Regions from separate parts of the Homo sapiens genome. Here region 1 is linked to region 2. A link is an interaction called in ENCODE POLR2A ChIA-PET data of the cell type or tissue named here. Cell type or tissue: K562. All regions are shown on one strand.

What was found. Peaks named below come from ENCODE experiments on the same cell type or tissue, not always from the same donor. Only the 100,000 strongest peaks of a DNase experiment are listed, where the experiment ranks them.
Region 1: POLR2A ChIA-PET joins it to region 2 with 7 read pairs; 4 of 35 experiments call an interaction of 5 or more read pairs at or near these places.

What each region holds. Positions count from the first base shown.
Region 1 is chr7:107,493,508-107,496,007 of GRCh38, reverse strand. The region is part of intron 6 of COG5 (component of oligomeric golgi complex 5); the gene reads left to right. Among named protein-coding and RNA genes, the nearest start is that of GPR22, 25 kb to the right of the region's middle. In K562, no CTCF peak of the experiment used is centred here; a DNase peak (open chromatin) is centred at 987.
Region 2 is chr7:107,171,823-107,174,322 of GRCh38, reverse strand. The region is part of intron 1 of HBP1 (HMG-box transcription factor 1); the gene reads right to left. Among named protein-coding and RNA genes, the nearest start is that of HBP1, 4.1 kb to the right of the region's middle. In K562, no CTCF peak of the experiment used is centred here; no DNase peak of the experiment used is centred here.

The DNA.
Region 1 (2,500 bases), 320 kb before region 2:
GAGTTCAAGACCAGCCTGAGCAGAATAGCGAGACCTTGTCTCTTAAAAAAAAAAATAATTAAAAAATGAGTAAAAATAAATAAAAAATAAATGAAATAAAGTATTTGGCCAAACTCACCTGTGAAGTCATCTAGTCTGGGATTTCCTTTCTTGGAATTTTCTGCTTTCTTTTATGTTAATCAAATACTTTTGTGTCTTCTATTTTATTTTGTTTGTGCACTTTTTAGCTCTGTGCTTGTACTATTTTTCTAAGAATTACACTGTAATTCTTAGAAATTCACTGGAGATTGCAACATGCATCTTTAATTACCACAGTCTACTTAGTGTTGAATTACTTCAGGTGAAATAGTAGCTGCTTTGAAGTCTTTGCTAAGTCCCACATATTAGCCCTCTCTGAATCAATTTCTATTGACTTTTTTTTTCCTTTTCATGCATATGGATCATGTTATCTCATTTATTTGCATGTGAAATAAATTTTGGTTGAAAACTAGACATTATGGATAGTACATTTTATTGATTGTAGATTCTGTTATGTTCTCTGAGGATTGCTCATGTTGTTTTTGTTCTAGCCTGTAGAACAAATTTAACTTGTCTGGTCTTAAACTGTACATTATTTTCCCTGCATTGTGTAGTTGCTGGTTTTGCTCAGTTCTTTAATCTTACAGCTGCCACTTTGGGAGTGTAGTACCTTATGGTTTTCCCTGTACCTGTGTAGTTAGCTATCGCCAAGGATTCTGGCAAAGTTGGTACTAAAATTATGGCCCTTACCTCTTTTTCCTTTGTGTGTTTCTTCCCTATCCTTTCAGTTGCCGTGCCAGCCATGAGCTCAGTCCTCTGACACCGCAAGTTAGTAAGGCCCCAGCTTTCTGCCATTATAGCTGTGCACTGTTTAGGGAATGCTATCAGTCTGAAAAAGCAGCAGACTCACTCATTTTACAGATCTTGTAAGGGTAGATTCCTCTCTGACTTTCGATTGCTTTTTTCTCCAAATCCCCATTGGATCTCTGCCACGCATATGTATGTTAATGATAAGGCGGGGATTTGGTCTTGCTCCTGTGGCTCTCAGGATTCCACCCACTGACCCCTCGTCCCCAGCTTTATGTGAAATAACTACTCTGCCTGCCCTGATTCCTGTTCTCAGCCATCTCCAGAATGTAAGTCTGTATCTATGGGACTTGGAATGGGAGTTGTGGTAGTGAGTGCCATTAGACAAAAATGACCAGACTTGGAATTCTTACTCATTGCAATTTCTATAATTAAAAGTAAATCTTTCTTTGGTTATTTCTGTCGCCTTCAAATGCAGTTATTCATCGTTTAATGATGGGGATATGTTCTGAGAAATGTGTCTTTAGGTGATTCATCTTTGTGTAAACATCATAGAGTGTATTTACACAAACCTAGATGATGTAGCCTACTACACACCTAGGCTATATGGTATATCCTATTGATGTTGCTGTATTGAATATTGTAGGCAGTTGTAACACAGTGGTACTTGTCTACTTAAATATATCTAAACATAGAGCAGGTGACATATTATGCTAAGGTCACTGTGGCTGTGACATCGTAGGCAATAGGAAATTCTCAGCTCCATTATAATCTTATGGGACCACTGTTACTAATTAAAACATCATTATGTGGCACATGACTATGGTGTGTTTTTAGAAGTGCTTTATATAGGTTTAGAGCTTATCTGCTGGAAACTATGCCTGACCAGTTCACTCTGCCATTAGTGGAAGCTAGATGAAACTAATTTGTATTTGCCTGTTTCTCATAGGCACTCAAAGACTGTAAAATTGGATATGCATTGTAAATTTAAATCACTTTGATAACAATCTGTGTAGGTTGAGAGCTTATGCATTATTTTTAGTTTGAAATTGGAGGTAATATTAAATATAAACTTAAATTTTATGTATATAAAATTTCTGTACTCCCAAAGAACAAACGGATATAAGAATGTTGTCAAGTACCTTTACTTTGGTTTTTGGGGTCTATTGCTATTAAATTACTTTGTTTTGAAAAGATGACATGTCTTGTGGAAATTTTTAATACTCAAATTAGTTTCATGTTATTATTTTTCTAGCTATTTAACAATTTATTTTCTAAGGCACATCTTTCCCTTATTTAGAAGAACAGCAGAAGATCTGTGTCCCAATAGAAGTTGTTCTTTCTTTTTGCCAAAACTAATTCAAAGTAGCAACACCTTTTTCATAGTCTTTGAATATATTTAATATGGGGATTCTAAGAGATTCTAGATGTTGCATGTGTTGAACTCATGGGTCTTGTCACTGGTTTAAGTTCGGTCTTGTTTCTATGACAAGAACAGTGTTGTGCTTTCTAGAAGATATCATCTAAGCCTGTGTCTTCCAATGTGACTTTAGCCTTGTGGTGACATTATTTAGGGATTGAGATTTGTGGGACACAGGCAGTTAAGCAAAGAGAGAGGAGTCTAAAATTATAAATAAGTTCTGTTTTACAATGAGAAATTTAATTTATTCAGCCT
Region 2 (2,500 bases):
GGCTATCAGAAGTTTGGTCCTGAGAAAACTGAAGTTCTGCTACTGTAAAGCTACCATACAGTAAGAGAAGCTACACTTCAAGACAACAGACTTCAGTTTCACTCTTACTAGCTGTGTAACCGGGGACAGGTCACTCACTCAATCTCAGACTCACGGTCGGTCCCTCTACTTACCTCACAGGGCTATTCTGAGAATTCAATATATGAAAACAAAATTCAAAACTACATACAAATGGAAATTTTCTGTCTCTTCTGTCTATTCTCAACTATTCTGAAGAAAGAAAGCAAGGTCTCCAATACAATAAAGGAATACCAGGGAAGCCCTTACATTTCTTACTCCCCTACATATATTATACCAATTACATACTCATTTTGATAAACAAGCTCCTCTTTCAAATATCTCCTGGTAGAGCTAACCCTATTGTTCATTCATGCTTTTGTATACTGCTTTGGTATCAGATTCAACACAGCTTGCCTTGTATTTTAGTTAACTCTGCACATGTCATCTCTTCACGAGATCAGTGATTCTCAGTATCTATTTTCCAGAAGTTGTACTCTGAAATGTCATGTTCAGTGTTACAAATTTTACTTTCTTAGAATGCCCCATTGCTTTTGGTATGCAAACTTCCAGAAGCAAATATCCACAAAATCTTAAGACAGGAGAGAAAGAGAGAACTAGAAAAACCTAAGTCTCAATGAATGAAGAAGGAAACAGTTTTACAAAATGCTTACCTACACAGCACTTCCATGTACTTCATCTAATTTTATTTTAAACTCAGAACAACTCTGTGAATAAAGTATTATTATGGATGAGGAAAACAGGACTATGATGACTAAATGGGATCATTTTCTTTTTGAAGGCGAGAGCTGAGAGGGAAAAAAGACAAAAGGTATAAGCCAGCATGGGTTACTTCCTGCTTTCAAGTGCCTATTATTCCCTGAATCCTTACTTTTCCATCATCATCATGGAATCCACAGCAGGATCTTCTATATGCTCTCCCCTAATCCTGAAGGATTTCCATAACCAGTCCAGACTACACGCTCAAATTGTTTTCAAAGAGTAGGTGAAGAAAAGGTAATTTGCAATTAATTTCTATCTCTGAAACTGAGGTATTTTAAATGGATTACATAATTACATGCTAAAACAAGCCTCCATAACAAAGTATATTAAATGCAACTTTCTATACCAAAAGCATCTCTGAGGCTGTAATGCTGTTCTTTTAGAGTATTTTCAACAAAACTTCAAAAGATTTCACAGGTATTTGTCTACAACTCTAGTTTGCCACCGGGCTACAAGAAAAGACAAAACAACAACAAAAACCCTTAGTGGATTCGTTTTGGTCACTTACCACTTTCATGGCCCTGAACAATTAAATCTCTAGGCCTGTTTTCTTATTTGGACCTGTTTTTTTTATTTGTAAATAAGACTAGTGGCCAGGCCCAGTCACTCAGGCCTGCAATGCCAGCACTTTGGGAGACCAAGACAGGAAGATCGCTTGAGCCAGGAGTTCAAGACCAACCAGGGCAACATAGCAAGATCCCATCTCTAAAAAATTTTTAAAAATAAGTAAAAAAAAATGGGACTAGTACCTATCTACCTATCAGAATTGTTGTAGGTATAAAAGATATTACATCCCACAGACACTGCCCAATCCACATCTATACAAGTTCTTAGTAATTTCATGCTCATTCAACATGAAATACTATATTGATCAAGACAATAGAAAACCCATTAATAGCAGAAGCAGTCATCCACAAACTGTTTTAGGAGTACTGTCAATTCAAATAAGTATTTAAGATGAGTCATATAAGATAAGTCACATATTAAAACGACATCATCTAAAAATTCTTATGAAACTTGTTTTCCTAAACTTTGGTGCTTCATAATTTCTATTATCATTTTCTATGGAGAAACTAGAAACATAATTTTCTCCATAATGTGGTTCACTGAGTTTACAAAACTAAGATGAAACTAGAAAGTGAAATCAAAACTTCATTCTATAATTTATCAGTCGAGTAAGCACAAACAATATTTTGCTTTAAAGTGGTTAAATGGCTCCTCAAAAGTATAAGATAAACTCCTAAACATTTTTACATTATCTATAAAAACTTGTGGGAAAAGCTTTTTTTTAAAGCTATGATCAATAACTTTTAAAAACTCAACCACAATTATGGAGAAAATTATGTTTCTAGTTTCTCTATAGAAAATGATAGTAGAAATTATGAAGCACCAAAGTAAATGCTGATAAGTATATGAAAAATGTGAATGTTACTGATATCAGGCAATTAATAAGAATATTAGAGTATGCCATTTTTCCCTGAATTTTGTGATATGCAGGTATCTGGCAGCTTTAATTTTTTTTTAATTCATTGTGATTTATTTTTCCATTCTAAGTAAATACTCACTTTCATACTTAACAGACATAAAATTCCTGGCATTGACTCTTTTTTTTTTTTTTTTTTGGAGAGGAAGTCTCGTTCTGATGCCCAGGCTGGAGTAC